3 separate regions of the Mus musculus genome follow, and all the other regions are linked to region 3. The links are chromatin loops, found by intact Hi-C in ENCODE. Cell type or tissue: heart. All regions are shown on one strand. Links, peaks and the distances in the headings refer to the core of each region. The heading gives the core; the rest is flanking DNA. Region 1 has its middle 3.8 kb from the start of Lpin1. Region 2 holds the start of Odc1 (ornithine decarboxylase, structural 1). Region 3 holds the start of Pdia6 (protein disulfide isomerase associated 6).

The links. Hi-C counts contacts between places; a loop is a spot of excess contacts. Peaks named below come from ENCODE experiments on the same cell type or tissue, not always from the same donor. Only the 100,000 strongest peaks of a DNase experiment are listed, where the experiment ranks them.
Region 1: a loop joins it to region 3, with 2.5 times the contacts of the local background. A loop is called at or near these places in 3 of 42 quality-filtered maps.
Region 2: it touches region 3 in a loop (5-fold over the local background); 4 of 42 quality-filtered maps call a loop at or near these places.

What each region holds. Positions count from the first base shown.
Region 1 is chr12:16,590,106-16,597,077 of GRCm38, reverse strand. It overlaps a transcript of Lpin1 not described here. Among named protein-coding and RNA genes, the nearest start is that of Lpin1, 3.8 kb to the right of the region's middle. In heart, for the core only: CTCF peaks have their summits at 3,213 and 5,531; DNase peaks (open chromatin) are centred at 3,151, 3,824 and 5,477; H3K4me3 peaks cover 731 bases; H3K27ac peaks cover 1,554 bases.
Region 2 is chr12:17,540,766-17,547,737 of GRCm38, reverse strand. It overlaps Odc1 (ornithine decarboxylase, structural 1), which reads right to left and starts at 2,865. Exons shown (of 12, transcript NM_013614.2): 1 at 2,570-2,865; 2 at 545-642; 3 at 338-455; 4 at 1-105. The coding sequence starts at 439. It overlaps Gm22748 (a small nucleolar RNA gene), which reads right to left and starts at 1,592; the gene lies at 1,457-1,592. In heart, for the core only: a CTCF peak has its summit at 3,144; a DNase peak (open chromatin) is centred at 2,977; H3K4me3 peaks cover 2,690 bases; H3K27ac peaks cover 2,524 bases.
Region 3 is chr12:17,263,460-17,270,431 of GRCm38, reverse strand. Pdia6 (protein disulfide isomerase associated 6) reads right to left here and starts at 3,843. Exons shown (of 13, transcript NM_027959.4): 1 at 3,781-3,843; 2 at 1-36. The coding sequence starts at 3,799. In heart, for the core only: no CTCF peak of the experiment used is centred there; a DNase peak (open chromatin) is centred at 3,941; H3K4me3 peaks cover 2,351 bases; H3K27ac peaks cover 2,343 bases.

The DNA of each region.
Region 1 (6,972 bases), core at 1,018-6,017, 670 kb after region 3:
AAAATAATTATTCTTTAAAAATGTGTATGAGTGTTTTCCTGTGTGTATATACATGCACCATTTGTAAACCTGGTACCCACAGAGGTTGTCAGATTCCCCAGAGCTGGAGTTAGAGAAGGTGGTGAGCCACTATGTGAGTGCTGAGAACTAAACCTGGGTCCTCTGCAAGAGCGGCAAGTGCTCTTAACTCCTGAACCATCTCTCTGGGTCCTGAAATAGCTATTCTTCAGGAGCAACCATGCCACCAATGATGTGAAATGAGAATGCCTGGTGTTTGTCAGTGTTCTCCTGAGAAATGGAGTCCACAGAACACAGGCAGTTTGGGAAGAGGGCCCACTGGATGCTGATAAGTCTTCAGTCTGAAAGCAGAGGACCCGGCAGTCAATGGGATTGTTCAGTTTGGGGGTAAAACTAGGGAAGCCTGCAGTTCATATGTCCAAAGGCAGTAGGTGAGAGAGGGAGAGGGAAGGGGGAGAATGGTGTCCTCTTCTCTCTCTCTCTCTCTCTCTCTCTCTCTCTCTCTCTCTGTGTGTGTGTGTTGGCTAGTTTATGTTGCTTTGGCACAAGCTATAGTCATTGGAGAGGAAGGAGCCTCAGGTGAGAAAATGTCTCCATAAGATTGGGCTGTAGGGCATTTTCTTAATTTGTGATTGATGGAGAAGGGCTCAGCCCATGGTGGGTGGAGTCATCTCTGGGTTGGTGGTCCTGGGTTCTGTAAGAAAGCAGGCTGAGCAAGCCATGGGGAGCAAGCCAGTAAGCAGCACTCCTCTAAGGCCTTTGAATTATCAGCTCCTGCCTTCAGGTTTCTGCCCTTTTTGAGTTCCTGTCCTGGCTTCCTTCAGTGATGGACTATGATATGCAAGTTCAAGCCAAATAAAACCTTTCCTCTCCAAGTTGCTTTTGGCCATGGTGTTTCATCACTGTAATAGTAACCCTGACCAAGACAGCGTTCTATCCAGAGCTCCAGATGAGTGATGGTGACTACCCACAAGAAAACCATTCTTTCTTGATCCATTGACTCAGATGCCATTGTCTCCAAGAAACACCCCCGTGGATGCACCCAGAAAGGAAAACAAAACAAAACAGAACAAAACAAAGGAAGGAAGGTTTTAGCAGCTGTCTAGATGTTTCTGCACTCAGTTAAGTTGCCTGTTAGAGCCAACCACCACAGTAAAATGCAGGGCTTGTCAGATTGGATAAAAAGAAGACGCTTCTTGATGTTGTGAACAGGAGATCCAACTTAAACAAAACAGCAGGGTAAAAGTAAGTGGAATAGAAGCTGGGTGTGGCCACGCACGCCTTATATCTCAGCACGATGGGAGGTAGGCAGGAGGAGTTCTGTGAGTCTCTGGCCAGCTCTACATAGTGAGTTCCAGGACAGCCAAGGCTACCAAGTCAGATCCTGTTTTTTAAAAATGTAAACAATAGAAAAATATTCAACGCTAACATGAATATAATGAGCTGGAGTCTTGCATTGTGGCACATGATTGTAATTCCAGCACTTGGGAAACTGAGGCAGGAGGAATGCTGTGAGTTTGAGGTGAGTTTCTGTATAGTTTATGCTGTGAAACCATGTATCAAAACATAAAAGCAAAGGCATCAACACCTAAAGAGAAAAAGATGTAGAACAGCTTATCGGTGTCAAACATTCAGAGCACGTGATAGCTGGAATTCAGGGTCATAGAGATCTAGAAGCAGAAAGATGTGCGCGGAGAGAGGGCCTTTGTCTGGAGAGAGTCCCATGAACCCTTGGCTTCTGGGTGCTGCTTCAGGTCATGCATCTATCAAAATAGCTTGTTCTTCCCCATAAATCTGAGGTTAATTTTATTGCACAAATGTAAAGTCCTTTCCCCCTGGATGTGCCAGTGATCGGAAGCAACCAGAGCAAATTCAATAAGACCCAGGGCTGTTCCTCTCAAGAGGTGAGATGTTCCCCAATCTTTCCTGGCTGTGAGCTCAATGCACAGGCTGGTCACAGAGCAGAGGCCATTGAGACATCAGCCCTGGGCCTGGCAAGCTCAGACGAGTGACTGAGCTGGGCCCCAAAAGTCTACCCCAGAGATACCACCAACTTGCTTGGTGACGCTCTGTGGAAGGTGAGGAGAGTTCTGGTCTTAAAACCTCCCACGGACACCATGGCGAGAAGATCACTTTCTTAACAGACTCCCACCTTGTTGGATACCAAGTTACTGTATCGGAGTGTTGTCATCTGCTGGGGTGTCCTGACCTACTCTAAGTGACAGTTTGGCAAGATGAATGGTAGACATTCTTTCTTAAATGCTTGTCAATCATTATCAACAATATGTCTCTGTGAACGCTGAGTGAGAACCAAGGATGGTCCAGTGACAAGAATTTTACTTGATCCATGTCCCAACACAGGAACTCCTCTGATTGCACCAAAATGCTGAGCCGAGGCTGGGTCACTCATGATGGATGGCCAAGGGAGTTGAGCTTCAGCCATGCCTGTGCCAGGGATGAGCTGGGCTGGAACTCAGGCCCACAGAATTTTAGTCCCTAAATATTGTGTATCTACCCAGGTTGCTTATTTTTTTTTGTGGGAAATTGTAGACCAGCCGTTCTCAACTTGTGGGTCATGACCCCTTTGGAGGTCACATATCCTACATTATCAGATTTCAGGCCTGCCCTGAAAAAGACGACATGGAATTCCATTGACCAGGGAGCAGTGGGACTAAGGAGACTCTAGGGGAAAGGTCTAGGGCTCAGATCAACAAGTATATACCATGAAGTCTAGCTTCAACTAACTGGCCATGTGTCTGTTAACTGGCCGTGTGACTTCAGCCACTTCTTGGTGCCTTACTTTCTTTATTCCTCTGGGACAGCAAATGGTATCTACTCTATAGGGCTTGTTAAAAAAGAAATGTGGTATACAGAGTCTAGAGCCGGGGTTGGCTTGGAAATAGCCTTTAAATGCTAGCCACCGCTGTCCTTACTTTATGTCTATTGGTCTGCCACTCTATATACAGGAGGACTCTTTCAGCCTTGGGATTCACAGAGGTACTATGACTGTACTCATCTCACGCTGAACTCTTGGGTCCCTGCCCTTGTCTCACCCTTTCTGGACAGCTAGTTTCTTAGCTGGGCAATGTGAGACTTGAGACATATGACTCACAGGACTGGTGCCCTCACCCTGGCCTGACAAGGTCACAGGTGACACAGCTGACTGGGGACAGAGAATTTTGTTTGTCCCTAGCGGCAAGTGGTGAAGTAGTCAGTAGCTTCCCAGAGCAGCATCCGTTCTTCCTAAATTATAGAATTCATCCGTCCAGTCTATGCTGACGTTGACCTCCGTCAGCCTCACTCTGTACCTTGGCACCACTATAGTCCCGTGTTGTCCTTCTGGTCTAGCCTGGCTCATTGAATCTTTCCCATATGACCACAGTGAAAAGACCGTTATGGTGGTGCCTCTCTTGCTTTCTCTGAGGGAGACATCTTACACAGTAGCTACGATTGTCCCTGCCCACCGAGGCCAGACTCTGTCAGCTCTGACGGACCCCAGGTTCTCTGTATTCGCTGTTGATTGCCCCTTGCCCTTAGCTCCTCCATCTGGCCTGGATTTGCCCAGAGGGACTCAGGACTCCCAGACTGGGATGAATCCTCTTGCTTGGGGACTGGACTGCCCAGACCCTTCGTCAGTGGACAACCCTTGGGCTGGTAGCAACATTGAACATATGATCACTACTTGAGACCGTGTGCTTACTGAGGACAGGTACCCTCATGTAGCCCAGGAATCTACGACATCACAGGTCGCTGTGCTGACTGGGAACTGAGTAAATGACTAGGGAACACGGCCACAGTGTGTGTGTCAGCCCAAGGCTTCGTGTGTTGGCAATGTTGTAGGCCTGAGTCCCAGGGGAGCCTGGGTGCTATTTCCTTCCTGGCGTGATGGGGGATGGATTGGAGTAACACAGACTCTAAGATGCGTGCTTGCTGCCAGCTAGCAGCTTCCCTTATATGTCTTTGACACCCCCCCCCCCCTTACCCCTTTTGCTCTCCTGGAGCATCACCCTGATTAAGATGGCCCTGGTGACACACTGAAGTCTGCCTTCCCTGATGCCTTTGTTCCTGCCCCTTGCCATTCCCAGATTACTTTCCTCTTCCTCTGCCTTTGGAACCAGGACCATTTATACCCTCTCCCCAGAAATTCCCCCAGGCCCAGGCCCAGTGCCATGGGCTGTATCCTGTCTCTGCTGGGGTTTCCCACTGCTGGGTCGAGTTGTCCTCCCTCACCCTAGTGAAGCGGTACCAGGTGGCCAGAGGTTCCCACCTTGCTTCTGAGGACCCCAGTAAGGAAATCCCCACGATGAAGAAGCCACATTGTGTCACCTGGGGTTGGCGTCAGAGCCTGGGCTCTGCCAATCCTAATTCCCTGACAAGTGGGGCTCTGCCCCCATGCCTTCAGTGGGCCAGTCAGACAGAAGGGGGATGGGGAAGAGCAGAGGAAGGAGACATAGTCAGTGTGGCCCCAGCAGGAAGAGGAACAAAGAAGGTGTGTGGGGATTCTCTTCCTAGAAGGCAAGCTTCCTCCTCCAGGAGGATGCCGGGCTTCATTCAGCCATTGTCTTCTCCCTGAGTGGGAGTCCTAGGGAAATTCTAGTTTCTCCAGAGGGCCAGCGTCTCCTTTGGGTACCTTAAAGCCGGGGGCCCTCTATTAAGGGCTAGCCTTAGACTCTGAAGAGCCCCCCATTCCCAGAAGCCCTAGGCATTAGTGCTCTGTCCTTCTGGGACAGCACCCAGTGGCTCTGCAAGACTTTCTGCTGTGATTTTGCAGAGCCGACCACTAGAGTGGAGAGGTCCACCTATGGTGGCTGTGGGGGTCTCATGAAGAGGGCCGCTCACTCTTCTGTCCACACCTGCCCAGGCATGCTGGTTAGCCGTGCAGCATTCAGGAAAACAGAACCTAAGGACTTAACAGTTACCGTCACTGCCAGCAACTGAGGAGACCGATTTTCATTTAGAAGGGGTGGGTGTTTTTATATTCACATCAGCAGGGACCAGTTCCTGGTGTGGCGAGGAACACCTGCGGTCCCATGTTTAGCAAAAGAGCAATTTTCAGCACCGCATAGCCTGTTGTCCCATCCTGATGGACGCCTGCATGATGCTTGTCCTTTCTGAGGGACCAGGGAGCCAGCTGCAGCCACCAAGTCCTTATAGAATTCCCACTCCTAGGACTACTGGATTTTAGAATTGAAAATCTAGTCAGTGTTGGCCAAGAACTTAACAAGTTCCTTTCCAGCCTCCAAAGGACCTGCTTAACCAACACCTCCGCTCACTTCCTGGATTGTAAAACTGAGTACGGAATCGAGGATGCTGTACTGCTGAGCCCAGGATTGGCTCCTTCCTCCTCTAGCTAGAGTCATTAGGTTATTTCCCCTCTTCCGACTTGGGCTGAACACAGCAGGTACTGGGATTGGCTCAGGGGATCACCTCAGTTCTCTGGCTGAGTCACAGCTCAGCGGCAGGAGCGTGGCTGCAGACAAAACACTGCCTAGGGCCCCACCAGGGGGGCTCCAGACTTTGCCGGGTTAGAACACCTGGGCTTCAGAGACTCCAATTTTTGTATAGTGCGACCATCTCCTGTGACCTAGTGAATGTTTCTGAGATAAGTGACCTGTTTGTGGGATCTTCTTATAGGCAGCAGGCAAAGCTGGTCCTATCTTTGCTACTCAGAGCTGTCTGGGTGCGTTTGCGGTTGTGTGTGCGGGTTCCAGACCCCAGGTTCATTTGTGGGGTAAGGGCTTTGGGCTGGACTTTATGTGTTCAGATTCTCCTCCACCTGCTTCAAATCTGGAAAATAATAATAATAAAAATGACCTTATTTAGATGACAGAATGTAAGACTGTAAGACATGCTTTCTGGAAGGCCTTGGGGTGGGGGTGTGGAGGATGGAGGAGATGATGGAGGTGGGGCAGGGTGCCTTCATTCTGGGGTCCAGAACCCCAGGACTTTGTGGGCAGCGGAGACAACCCTTGTGGCTACTTGTGTTGCCCCAAGTGCAGCTGGAGCGCTTCCACCTCTGTCTTTATGCTCAGAGTCACCCTGCCTGTGCTGATCTCCTGAGCACTGGGGTGGAGGCAGCCCAGCCTGGCTCAGTTCCCTTGCAGGTCTTCGGTGGCCTGGTCTTGGACTGGGGTCCTAGCTTGCTTGGTGGGCAGAATCCCTTGAGAGGGATCTCCAGTGCCTCGGAAACCCAGTGTGGGGGTGGGGGTGGGGACCTGTAATTCCAGAAACCGGAAAGCAGAGGGATTGGAAGTTCGTGGTCACCTTTAGATTCGTAGATTTTAGGACCAGTTTGGGGTACACAAGCCACTCCTCCCTGGACCTCCCCACGAACTAGTTTTTCTCAAGGTGGGACGCACCCGTCATCATTCTGACCTCCCTCTCCTGGGTTGCTTGTGGCTGGCATCCATTTCTGACTCATATTTCTGCATATAGTTTCCGGTGACAGGTACATTATACTTGGGCTCTCTCTGTTGGTCTACGAGACCCCAGGTATATGTTCTCCAGCAGTCTTCCTCAAGGTCTTTGCTCTTCTGTCCCCCAGAAAGCACTGACTCTTCGGAGGGTTGTTGTATATATAATTTGATATTTATTACCTGGATGTAGCTCAGTTAGCGGATGTGAAGCTCTGGGGTCCATTCCCGGCTCGCATAAAGTAGGCATGGTGGGGGTAGGATTGCCTGTAACCTCAACACTTGGGAGGTAAGATAGGCAGATCCGAAGTGCAGGGTCATCCAGGAACCCATAGAAAGCTTGAGGCAAGCCCGGGATATAGGAGTCCTTGTCTCCTAGTAGTCTCGTGACACTTAAGAGTGACTTGGTCTGACTTGAGCCATTCCACCCCCAGACCTGGCATTGTCTGTTATTATTTATTCCTTCCTGGCTCTGCTGACTGGTGGTGAATGTTAGCCAGGAGGGAGGCAGGATGTGGGAGTGCTAAGATTAGGAATTGAT
Region 2 (6,972 bases), core at 981-5,980, 280 kb before region 3:
CTTGACTGCGTAAAAGGGAGTGACGCGGGGAAGAGCTTTTAGCCACCTCAGATGCTTCTTTAGAATGTCTCCGAGGTCCGCAACATAGAACGCATCCTTATCGTCCTGGAATGAGAACAGGTTCAGGGACCTCATTAGCTGTCCAGCAGCTGGCCACACTGAAAACCCTTTTCCCTTCCTTAATCAAATTCTATCCCTGTTAGCAGTCACTGACATGGCATGACCAACCACTAGACAGTCCACAGTCACATTCTAGATTCTCTGGCAAGACAGGCTCATGTATGGTGCTAGGAGCTCTCAGCAGAGTTGCGGCCTTCCGTGGGCTTCCCGTACTTACAGAGGAAGAGACTTCATTGATTTTTTGGTCCAGAATGTCCTTAGCAGTAAAGCCTTCATCAAGGATGTGGCAGTCAAACTCGTCCTTAGTAAAGCTGCTCATGGTTCTCGATGTGCTTCTGAAACAGGGGAAGCCGCAAGTGAGCGGGAACACACTCAAAGTCGTAGCAATGCTCCAGCACAAATCCACAAGTAAACCGATACTTACACAGGGAACCTGGAGATGGAATCAAATTATCACCAGCTCCTCACAAGGTCGACTTAGCCAAGAACTCTGAATGCTGCCTTCTTGGAGTGGTGGAAACACTAGTGAATAGAAACACAAGATGTGATCTCCCTTGGAATCTTACCATTAAAGGTTACACGCTGCAACCATACACCAGAGTAAACAGGTGAAATAAAGTAGCCAGTACAGGAAGAACTGTGGGTGGGAATCCCAGGGCCTAGGTGAATAGACACCACCCTCCCCAAACAGATTCCACTGTTCAAAACTGAATGCCACAACTCTATACATATGGGACATCTCTCCAAAACAGAATGTGTCTCAGAAGCATATCTGCATACAGCCCATTAACTCTGGCAATATTACTGTATTACATGGCTTCATTTCTGAGCCGTTCCAGGTCTTCAGAAACTTCAAATGGCATTACAGTAACTACATGCAGCCCTGAAAATATCTTATTCCTTCCCACTTTGTTATGCTGAATGATCTTAAGTGAATACAGTCATTATCATCTATCTAGAGCACTCAAACTCAGTGAACAATCCATCAAAATTTTCCATAAGGAACTTTCATGCAGTACTAGCATTAAAACAAAACAAAACAAAACAAAACAAAAACCCAAACTCTTCAAATCAACAGGATATTGTTAGTTACTATTATGAGACACCAGTATCCCAAAGCCTATATTGCCTAACAAAATGAGCACTTCTGGGATCCTGACTGTCCTCAAATGCCTTCTAATATCCACTTAGTTATGGATAATAACCATATGGAAGGCATTTTTGGTCAACTTTATGACTAACAAAAATAAGCAAGGTCACCACTCTTAATAAAAGCTTCTGTCTGGGCCTTATGAAATGGACAACAGCAAGTGGCCAAGTAAAACTCGTTTTTTTCCGTTGTGTGACCCACTTCAGTGCCTGCAGCCTACAGGCACGGAGGCTGGGCAATGGTTAGGAGCCACAATTTGCTCTAGCATGGGACACTATGAGAGGCCCACGGGGAAGAGCCTGCCATAAATCCAAATCCATGCATGGTTAAACATGTTAAGCCTTAATTTAACGAGACTTTTGGCAATGTCAACTTCCGTTAGCTGCCTAAACCTCTCCTAAGTTAAGACTAGAGAAGAGAGCCAGCCAACTCGTTGTATATCATTTACAACTGATGAATGGGCTTTGGCAGTAACTTTGTAATTTTAGGTCTTAAGTATTTTCCAGGCAACCTTCCGGTTTAAACACGAAAAGCTTTGAGATACTGTTTTGCCTTTCTGTAGCTTTGCCTAAATAATATAATAGATAAGATCTGAAAGAAAAATGTTACTAACACATTTTGGTATGGGAAGTAGCTAAATCGTGTCAGACAATTAGCACAAGAAGGTAACTCTGGAAGATATAAGCCAATTAAAACAGAAAAGAATTCCAATCAGTCAAAGTCTGCCCGATCTTAGGTTTGAATAAAACAAACCACTACATTCTTTGTCCTCTCCCAGACATTCCTGACAGGCTCTGCCCCCCACACTTTTTCCAGTTATTGAGGATTCTGAGTAGGGTTTCCGGGACAGCCGGGAACCCGTTTTCCCCTAAACCACTAAGTCATTCAAGGAGTTCTAATTCCAAGTCACAGCTGGTGGGTATTCATTAGCAGTGACTCCCAGACTAAATTTGGTCTACCAACTTCCACTCCGGGTCATCGCCTCTGCTCTGTACACGTAGTGAAACTAAAGAAAGCAGCAGGAAACTAACTGCAGGACCGCTGCTCGCGGCCGCGCTCCCCTGCACCTGCCGCGGGCTTGCCCTCCATCATCACCCGGGCAAGTGGAGCGCTGAGTCCGGCTGACGCGAAGAGGGCTCCCATGGGGGGATCCGAGGGCTTGCAGCCGAGGTCCAGGAGCAGCTGCCTTCAGGGCGGCGGCTCGCAAGGTCACCGGTCCCGGGCCACGTGTCCCCTGCCGGCGGCCGCAGTCCGGGCCTCGCGACACGTGGCCGCACATCCCTCCCGCGTCCCGCTCACCTCACAGCACGGTGGCCCGGCTGGCCTGACCCATGGAGGCGCCGCCGCCAAACCCCGAGGAGCGCCCGTCCGTCCGTCCGTCCGCCCGCCGCCGCCGCCCCGTCAGCCGCCTCGTCGAGCCCGCCGCAGACGCCGACCGGAGGTGGCGCCGAGCTGCTGGCTGAGGGCGGCCGGCGGTGGCGGCTGCAGGGACTGACAAAGCCCGACGGTGCGACGCGCCGCTACTTATACGCCGAGCACGTCGTCATGGAGACGCACCAGCTCAAACCAGCCGCGATCGGTTCCGGCCGGGAGGCGCGGGGGAGGGGCGGGGACTCCGTGGCGGCCAACCCGGGTCCCGGCGCCGGAGGCGGGGGACGCGGGCCGGGCGCGTCAGTGGGGCGGGGCGCAGCGCGTGCCCACCCACCCGCCCATACGCCCCGCGCTCCCCGCCGGGCCTCGTGTCGGACACGCCCTGCGGCAGGCCTGCGCACGCGCACCACATCACCAGTCCTGGCTGCCAGCATGCCGCAGGGCCCTATGGGCAGCGGGCGGGAGTCGGCTGGTGCATGCGCACATGTACCTGGTCGCCAGTCTCTCGCCCCCTACCTCTCCGCCTAGGCACACAATCTCTTCCCCCTCTCCAGGTCCTAACGGCTGAACCCAGACCTGGAAGACTAGCAAAATTCTTCCTCGGCTTTCCATTCAGGGGGTGGTATTCCCTAGCGGGGCAGGCGTATCGCAGATGCAAGCGGAGGATGGATGGGCCGTGAGCTGTGCGCCGGCCACATAGACTAGACTTGGTGGCGCAGACTGACCCTGCATCACGACCCTGTATGCCTAAGCCTGAAAGCTTGCTGAGAGACAAGCCCGCGGAGGCTGACCCGGCCACTCCGTGTTATGTTGGTGGCTTCCAACTAGATGTTAGGCATCAGTTGCATGCTAAGTACGCCTTCTATCTAAGCAAGGGTCGTATTGAAAGGCGTGTTAGGGACAAGGTAAGAGGTGGTGGACAGCCACCAGCTGTCTCTCTTATTCTGTCTTTCAGGGTAGCTACAACTTTGAGAAGCCTGAATGCGAACAGAGTCTGGGCAGTAAATTTGTATCCACCAAAGTTACATTGTTAAAGAACAAGTGGGACTGACTTACATATTCAGTATTGGAAAAACACACGAACACTACAATTTGTTACTATGTATACTATGTATACGATGTTAATGGTTTGTTAATTCTCAGTTAAAACCCCTCTCCCAGCCCAGACGTTGAGATACCATAGCAGTACCAAAAAACTAACTTGAATCACAGCAAAGGAAAAAACTTGAAGCTTTTCAAGGGCCTGAGCAGGGCCAGATGACCCACACCTTTAATCCCAGTACTCAGGCAGAGGCAGGCTTTTGTTTATTTGTTTTTTGTTTGGTTTGGGTGGTTTGTTTTTGAGACCTGGCCTCTCAGTTTAGCCCTGGCTTTAGTGGAACTCTACCTGCCTCTGCCTCAAGAATGCTGGGATTAAAGGTATGTTCCTTCTCTGACCAGCTAAATCTCTTAAGTTTGAGACCAGTATAGTCTACAAAGAGTTCCAGACCAACCACGGCTACATAGTGAGACCCTATCACAAAACAAAGTCAAACAAACAAACCCCACTGGCTTTTCTCCAGAGGTCCCTAGAGAAAATCCACAACCCAGCTCCACTCCCAAACTGTTGTGCAGTTTTGTGCAAGCCTTGGTCTCATGTACCCAAGGGTCTTTTACAACCACAAAGTCCTGGGAGGAAAAACCTTAGTACACACTTCCAAGCCTGGGTCATAGTCCATAGATATTTGTTGAATGAGTGAATGAAAGAACGAGTGATTCACTTCTCCCTGAATCATGGCTTCTGCAGAAAGAAACAAGAGCCACAAAAGCATCAAGCAAGCTGTCCATACAACGATGGGATGGGCATTTCACTCTTCTCTTGGGCACCCTGCTCTTCCTTAGTTTTATATAATCCTGGAGCAGTCACAAGGTACCATGCAGAGCAGGAGAAGGGTATGGGATCCCCTCCTAACAACCCTTTTCTTCCCCAAGGACCAGATTAGCTGTTTTGACCAGTCAAAGAACATACAGCCCCAAGCGTTCAATTAGCATCTTTATCTCTGTGATGGGAGATAATCATAGTGTTTTAGTTTTGGAAACCTTACCTGGGAAGAAGAGCGCAGGTCTTGGTCAGGAAGACCAGGAGACCATTCCAAATTATAAACTACTCTGGCTCTATCACAACTGCCTATGTATGTATGGCACCAACCCACCCACATTCCAATTCCTGCCCAAACCCTCGGGAGGTGGTGTCTTGTACATGATCCAGCTGACTGTCAGGGTGGGGACAGAAGGTAGGGAAGGAGGGGCCCATTTCCTGGGGTAGTGGCCCTGCTAGCTGGTGGTAGACAGGCTCCAGCATGGAGAGGTCCCCAAAGCCGGTCTGAAAGCAGCTGAGCTTGAGTCATAAGACTCAACTACTAACCTGCATTCAAGAAGACAGACCAGTGGTGACTAAACCCAGGCTTAGTCAAACGAGTGGCATTACTGATATTATTTTCACCGGTTCCTCCCTTTCCCTACCCATCTTCCTTAAGAGAAAATCAACAAAGGCTAGGCTACCACTCAACACAAGAGTGCTTGCCCCTTTCTCCCTAGGGGCAATTTGAGGCCCCAAGTTCCATTGCCATTGTCTCTCCAAAGTAAAGCGATGAGACCTTATAAAATGCCAATGTCCAGAATGTTATCCTGACATGCAGTGAGGTGTTTGTGCTAGATTGTGCAGAGGCACCGAAGGATGGATGAAACCAGTGTAGATGCTGCTATTAGCGGTGTTCTCAGTTACTGTCTTATATTCTGGGGCTGTCTCTGACTTTCTTAGGGACTCTCAGCACTTGCCCATGGTAAAATCCTGAATCTCACGCCCCTCCTTGGAGGTGCAAGCTCAGTGTCTACAAGTAGTGATGGTTGGGCCAAGTTCTAAGAGCTCTAACTTTATTTTTTAAGACAGCATCTCATGGAGCTCAGGTCCCTGTGTAGCAGAGCAGAGCCTTGAATGGCTACTGCCTCCACCTCCCAAGTACATGGGGTAGTTACAAATGTAAAGAGGGCCCCTTATGGGAAAAGAATTACATCGCATAAAGGAATAACCAGCAATTGTATACAAATCCATTTACTTGGTATTGGCAAAGTCAAGACAGGGCTTTCATTCATCCATTGGTTCATCCCCTCCTAACAACTCCTTTTTTTCCCCAAGGATGAGATTAGCTGTCGTGACCCATCCGAAAATGTGCAGCCTGAAGCATTGTTTGTTTGTTTGCTTGCTTGCTTGTTTGTTTTAGATAAGGTCTCATTGTTGTATGTGTGGCTGGCCAGGAATCTGCTATATAGATAAGCTACCTGGAACTCACAGAGAGTATGCCTCAGTATGCCTCAGCGGGTATTGAAAGCATGGGCCATCACACCTGGCTTCAAGATAGACTCTTAAAAGAGGAAGAGAGGAGGAGGAATCCGTATCCAAAGTCATATCTGTCTTCTAGGAAAAGAACAGACTAGCCAGACATGGTAGCACACACCTTCAATCCTAGTGCTTGGGAGGCAGAGGCAGGTTCAAGGCTGGCCTGGTCTACAAAGCTGGGCTTTGTACAGCCAGGACTGCTCACACTGAGAAACCCTGTCTTGGAAAGAAAGAAAGAAAGAAAGAAAGAAAGAAAGAAAGAAAGAAAGAAAGAAAGAAAGAAAGAAAGAAAGAAAGAAAGAAAGAAAGAAAGAAAGAGAGAGAGAGAGAGAGAGAGAGAGAGAAAGAGAGAAAGAGAAAGAAAGAAAGAGGGAGGGAAGGAAGAAAGAAAGAAAGAAAGAAAGAAAGAAAGAAAGAAAGAAAGAAAGAAAGAAAGAAGGAAGGAAGGAAGGAAGGAAGGAAGGAAGGAAGGAAGGAAGGAAAGAAGGAAAGAAAGGAAGAGAGCAGACTAAAGTGAGATTCCTAATATTAGGCCACATAAGGAAATTAGCACCTGCCTTGCTAAAGGTGCACAACTCAAGATACCTGGGCAATGGAGAGCAGTCACCAGACAAGTCACATCTGGATATTTGACCCAAAATAGTGTTCCACTGCTGTAACTCACCAATGCTAGACTTGCCCTGAAATTGTGTTGAGTGTCTCCAAAGAGCTAACCCTCCCTCCGAGGCAGAAAGTGTGCCACCTCCACTGATAATCCAAATAATGTGCCCAAGGCAGGGAAGGCAGCTTCCAGGTTGTTCTGAGCAATGGTGGCATCATCAGAAGTGATGGCATTGCTCCAGAGGATCTCTTCTAAGCATCAGACACCCATGTGTACAAGTCTCGGTATTTTTATTATGAAGAGTGAAGTTACATCATGACCCTACCTTACCCAGCCCTGGTAGAGCTTACTGGG
Region 3 (6,972 bases), core at 1,238-6,237:
CGCTGACTGCTAGAAAGAAGGTGCAGCTCACCAGACCTGAACAGACGACAAAAACACAGCAGTGTCAGCACAGTCCCCAGCACGAGGCTCTCCCCCACCCAAAGCCCCTGCAGAAGAGGGTGGCCAGGCCTGCCTCCCTCCAGCTCTTTCCTTCTTCCCGCTGTAGTACTGAGCATGAAGGGCATAGAACTCACAACCATTACAGCTGCTGCTTCTAACTCTGAGTGCAACCACTTGAGTCTTCACAGCTAGCCAGAATCTAGGAATCTTCATTTTTTTTAAAAAATAAGCAACCACAAGAAGAAAAGGACCATGTATATTCAATGCAAATATATCAGAGTAGCTCTCTAACTCCTGTTTCCAAGTTGTTGATTCAGTAAGTCTTGGCATGAATAAACAGATATATTATTTAAGAACATTATATCTGATGGAATCCAGTTGATTTTTTTAAAGATTTATTTATTATTTTATATATAAGTATACTGTAGCTGTCTTCAGACACACCAGAAGAGGGCATCGGATCCCATAACAGATGGTTGTGAGCCACCATGTGGTTGCTGGGAATTGAACTCAGAACCCCTGGAAGAGCAGTCAGTGCTCTTAACCGCTGAGCCATCTCTCCAGCCCCTAGGTTTTTGCTTTGTTTTTTTAAAAAAAGATGTGAAAGCAGATGTGATGGCTCAGTGAATAAGAGCACTTGCTAGGCAAGCATAACCATCCACGTGCCCTTAGTGACCATATAAAGAACTGAGCATGGTTTTATGTCTGCAACCCCATTGTGGAGAAGGAGAGGGCAGAGGTAGGAGGATCCTGAAAGCTTGCTGGCCAGCTGAAAAGAGAGCTTTTAGTTCAGTTACAGACCCTCTCTAAAGGGAATAGGTAGATAGAGGAAGACACTCAACATGTCCCTTTGGCCTCTGCGGGTTCAGACACCTTTACACTCAAGAGAATGTGCCAAATATGCCCACATCACACACAAATACAAAGATATCACAGAAGGAACTATCGAGAAAGGGGAATGGGACCCGAGAGAGAGGGAACAACAATGGGTAATGTGTTGAGTGTAGTGAATATAGTCAAAGTACACTACATACATGCATGAGAATGTCACACAATAGCTACTCTCTGTACTGTGAGTATATGCTAATCTAAATGTCTAAGAAGTACACTACATTTGAATTTAACAGCTAACATACAACCAGAAGGCAGAGCAGGGAGGGCTGAAGCTGCTATGTTTAATGACACTGTTGTCTGTGAGCACCTGGGCTACTGTGATAGTGAAAAGAACCAGCAGCAGAGGACAGAGGACTGGACAAGCGGAGGGAAGAAGTCCAGAGAACACAGACAACTGTTTACATGAGTTTCATTGTGAAGACCTGGGAAGAGCAAGAGCCATGTGGGGTGGAGGGACGCATCTCCCTAGAGATGCAAGTGGTCTGCGTGGATATGTGTGCATAGTGGGAGAGGCCGAGGACACTGAGGGTCTGAACAAGATGCCCTGAATCAGGAGCTCTGCAAGGCTTCCACTATTTTCACTAAGTGGGGCAGGATGAGTATGTTTCGATGCTGGCTCAGCCAGTGGGGCTGTTCCCTCAAACTATTATCCCCTCTGAAAGCCACCAGCCACATGTGGCTACCGCAAACTGAAAGCTTCTCCAATGGTAAGGAAACATATTGGTTCCAAAGACTTGAAGAAAAACAGAAACAAATTTCTATTAATATTCTCTCACTGGTTATATGCTGGAATCATGATGTTAACCCATGAGTGTGGCTTAAAGATAGGATGTGCACTAAGAAGCACACACGGAGACTATCTCACCACCAGGTCAAAGCTACAAACAGGGACAGCTAGCTCATCATTAGGGGGATATAATCCAGTGGGCTTGCCACCGTAAATGCAGTTGTTATGTAAACTTAGTTCAAAACACTGTTAGCTGTTCTGCTATGCCTTTTTATTTGTGGCTCCTAGAAAACTTAGGATATTACACACAGTTTGCATTGTATTTCTATTGGATGGTAATGCTCGCTGAAAGGAATAGTAGTGCTTGCCTCCAGAGTGTTGGGATTAAAGACACATGCTACTATGCCTAGTAAGTTTATCTTGTTTATGAAACTGTCATGAAGTTGGGCAGTGGTGGCGCACGCCTTTAATCCCAGCCCTTGGGAGGCAGAGGCAGGAGGATGTCTGAGTTCGAGGCCAGCCTGGTCTACAGAGTGAGTTCCAGGACAGCCAGGGCTACACAGAGAAACCCTGTCTCGAAAAAAAAAGAAAAAAAAAAGAAATTGTCATGAATTCATATTTGTTTGATACACTGAGTCTTGTGAAAATTGAAAGGTAGAAAAAAAAGTCTAGTTATAGACACTTGGAAGGTAAAGTCATTACGGACTACCAATCATCTCCCATGTAACCTTGTTATAATCGACTTCTGACTGATGGCCACCCTAACTTTTAAGGTGCTTAGGTCTTAGACCTTTGATAGGGTAGCCATCTGTTAAGAGAAGCTCTCAAGGAACTAGGCAAAGTGTAAAGACAGAAGTCTTACTATATCAGCCATGGAAGAGGAATGCCTTCCTGAGGCATGGAGCCTCCATCCCTGTGGGAGCCTGCAGAGAACATGTTGCTCCCCTGATGCCCTAATGGCCAAGAGAAGTGGAACCACCCAGTTCTGCCTCAGCCTACCAACTGATGGCTCTAAGATGATCTAACAGGGTTAGGAAGAATCAAATACACTGTTCCTTGCACTTGCTCTCCAAGCAACAGCCCCACCCCCACCCGGGGTGGTGGTGGTGGTTTACTATGGCTGAATAGGTCAATGCTGACCCATCAAATCCTGCTTCTAAAATTCACATGGCCACTCTACACAGTGATAATGAGCACCACCGGGAAAAAAAGAACTCCCAGGGTCCACAATCTATGCGTGCAGATGGTTTTGCCATCTGTGGCTTCCCATTCAATCTCTGTAGCAGTTAAGGGTGTTATAAATTCACACCAGTAACATTTCTGCCTGGCAGCCGCTGGCAGCAGGGTAGCCAAAAAAAAGGCTGACTACCTTATTAAAATAATGAGTTAATTGATAGAATCACTTTTTCACAGGCACTCACTGGAAAACCAAAGATTAAATCTTTCCCTCTCATCTGCTCTCTACAGTAACCCAGAAAGTAGTATTTTTCTTGCTTACTCTCTTTAAATATGTACTATAGCTCATGGGGCGAACACGGTTGAAAAAAGCTGGCAGAGCAGTGAGAAAATATGCTCCGGGTCTCAACTAGTAAATGGAGGGAGAAGTGGTGTAGGGATCCACCTCCCTCTCCTACTTTCTAGCCAGGATCAGCTGAGTTAACTAATGTCAAAAACTATAGGCCCATTTACAAGGACAGCCGGGAGATGAGGGCCCCTCAGATTCGCCCACGAGTCGCTAAACATCATTCCCGGACACCTGGGTGGACGACCAAAGGCATTTTAAGTGCTCAGGAGTTGTGAGGCCTTGGTCAGTGGGCACTGCCCACTTCTAAGACACCTTCGGGACAGGCCTCTGCTATCTGCCTATAAAAGTGAAGGCTGAGCTGGACCGGAGGCGGACCGCACTCGTGGGGAGCAGAGGCTGCAAGTCTCCGACTCCCCGGGGCCTCCCGTAGTGGGCCCGACCTGGCCTCTCCCACCCAGCTCGCCGCGAAGTCCCCAGGCAGGCCCGGCAACTCGTCCCTCCACTCGGCCCTGCTTCGCGGCCCCGGCCCTTCAGGCTGCCTCCGACCGGCTTCCCACCACAGGCCCGCGCTTACCGAGCACCAGGCGAGCCATGCCGATCACCCGCATTCTGTCCGTGCCGCCGCTGCCTCGGCTCTGCCGCGCCCACGTCCCGCCCTCGGCTTCTAGCGGGCGGTGCGCCGGCGCGCGGAGGCGGGCCGGAAGGGCTCGCCACGCCGTGGCCGCCTTTCATTGGTCTCTGTGGACTTCGCTCATGTGCGTGGCCAATTGAAAGCGGCCGGGTAGAGGTTACCGGTTTGTTTTTTTTTCCTCGGGGGTGGGGGCGAGCGGAGTAGCGGAGCGGGGCGGGGCAGGGCGAGGATGGGCGGGGAATGAAGGGGCGGGGTCAGGGGACCTCCGGCCCTGTTCCTGCGGGGTACCCCTTGTTCCCCTAATTTTTTTCTGAGTTAACTGAAACAAAACAAAAAACCCAGGACTAAGGGGTCCTCATTTCTTCCTGGCTTTCATTCTTTTTCCTCTTTGCCTCTCTCGTGGCCCCTTCCAGCTCTCATTCCTTGAACTGTCCCTTTATGTCGGGAGAATAGTCCTAAGACTTCAGTGTGTTTGGGACCTTATTTATTCTTTTGTTCGCGGACTCAGCATTCAGTGAAAACCATTTGCCAAACTTATTCTGTATATAGTATCATTCCAAACTTTATTTTGTTAAATTGATTGCAAAGCCTTGTTCACTCATGTGCCCCTAGACCCTCAGAGTATAAACTGCGGGGTTTATCGTTCTTGGCTCTGGGGGTGAGGGCTAAAATGTATTGCTTTGCAATATTTACAAAGGTGTTTAAGGCTAACAGAGTGAGACACAATAGAAAAATAATGGCAGGGGATGCCTTTCTGTTGGTGTGCTTGAGTAACATGCGTGAAGCCCTGGCTAGGATCCCTAGCACCACAGAAACACAGCATGGTGACTATGGTGGCTAGTTTTATGGCAACTTGACTCAAGCTAGAGGAAACCTCAAAAACAACAAAAAAAAAAGCTTCTATAAGATCCAACAGTAGGACATTTTCTCAATTAGTGATTGAAAGGGCCCAGCCCATTGTGAGTGGTGCGGTCCCCGGACTTGCGGTCCTAGGTTCTATAAGAAAGCAGGTTGAGGGTAAGTCCTGAGCAGCGCGTCAGTAAGCCACATCTCTCCGTGGCCTCTACTTCAGCTCCTGCCTCCGGGTTCCCATCCTGTTTGCCTTCCTGCCCTGACTTTCTTGAATAATCAACATGGAAGGATAAACCAAACCCTTTCCTCCCCAAGTTGCTTTGGTCATGGTGTTTCATCACAGCTACAGTAACCCCAACTAAGACAGTAACACACCTGTAGTGCCAGCGCTAAAGAAAAGGAAGCAAGAGAATTAGGGGTTCAAGGCCAGCTTTGGCGACACAGTCAGTTTGTGGCCAGCCTGGACTACATGAGATCCTGTCTAAATTTTTTAAATGCTAATAAAAATTTTAACAACAATAATAGCTTCTTTTTACTGAATGACAAAACAACGCTGACCCTGGCCAGAGCTCTCTTGGGCAAAGGGCTCCAGGAGAAGTGGTGCCCTGTTGGAAGGTGGAGCCCTAGGAGTGCCTTTGGAGAGACTGGCAGGCAAATGAGGCTCCAAGGAGCACCAGAACCACAAGGCTGACTCTTGTAAGCCATTGGCAAGCTTTCCTGTCCACAGCAGGCACACTGCTTATTTTGGGACAGGAAGTCCCTCTGGAACCTTGGTTAGCTCCACCTTTGCAGGAAGGTGCCAGTGATCACAGAGCTATGTGTGGAGTCAGAGCAGAGGTGTGTGAGGTCTGCAGAGAGACATAGTTGGGCGGTGTGTTCTCCTGGAAGGCCCTGAGGTGAAATGCTACTTGTTTTTCTGAGGCTTTCCTCAGCTTTCTGTGTTTCCCCCTGAAATATGCAGCTGTAGAAAATGGAATTCCAGTGAGATCCTTTCCCTTGACGGATAAGGACTGGGAATGAAATCCTGTTTTCATCCAGACGTAGGAATTTAATTCTGATCACCTGCAGGGGATCCCCTCATTTCTTATTCCTTAACCCAGCCTCCTCCTCCTCACATGAACCATCAAGCTGCCACAACGTGTCAAAAAGGGGCGTGCATTCTGAAGCTACCAGCTGACTCTACCTCTTTAGGCCTGCTATGTGAACAACACCATAGTCCTAACTCAAAACCAGTCCTGATAGTGGTAATAGTTCTGGTCCATTTCATGACTCATGAGGTCCCCATCTAATCTGTCGCAGAGTAAGGCAAACGTGGACCTTTCCATGAAGCCTACTGTACACGGAGACTGGCTTGCAAATGTGTACCAGGATAAGCAGGAACCATTCCCTTTCATTAAAAGCAAAGAGGATATTAACAGTCTATGCTGGTCAGCTTTTGTCAGCTCAACGTCAGCTAGAGTTACCTGGGAAGAGGGGATCTCAATTAAAAATTTGCTTCTATCAGTGTGGCCAGTGGGTATGTCTGTGCAAGCACCTCTTTTTCCTTTTTAACTGCTAATACATGGAGGAGGGATCAGCCTTCCCTGGGCAGGCGGTCCTAGGTTGTATAAGAAAGGTGACAACAGGAGCAAGGAAGCAAGCCAGGAGGCAGAGTTCCTTTGTGCTCTCTGCTTCAGTTCCTGTTTTCGGCTTCCTGCCTTTGTGTCGCTTGAGGATGGGCTGTAACTAGTAACCCAAATGAACCTTTTCCTTACAAGTTGCTTTTGGTCAGTGTTTTATCAGAATAGGAAAAACAACAACAAACAAACAAACAAAACCCTAAGGCACAGCCTAACTATGCCAGGTCCTGATGGAGGCACAGCCCCTGCCAGGGAGCACACAGCCCACACAGAGGCCAAGGAGACAAAGGCACATTATAGTGATAGTGCTGTGTTCCTTGGGTTCTGCTTCAGTGAAGACCCTGGTACCATAGAACCCAAGATTAACCTCTTTTTTGTTTGCTTCCTCACTGTGATAAAATGTATATACAATTCCCTGCTTTGGATTTTTTCACAGCGCTGAGGATCAGACCCTTACACATGCTAGCAAGCCCTCTGCCTTGGGGTCACACCTCCAGCCCCCACTCAGTATCCACATCCAGAGTTTTCATTGTTCCAAACAAAATTCTGCCTACAAGAACTTCATCTTTCCCCCTCATCCCTGGTCATCATACTTTCCATGTTTAGAAATTTGCCTAATGTAAATGCTTCATACAGGCTGGATCAATTCTGTCCTTTCAGAGTC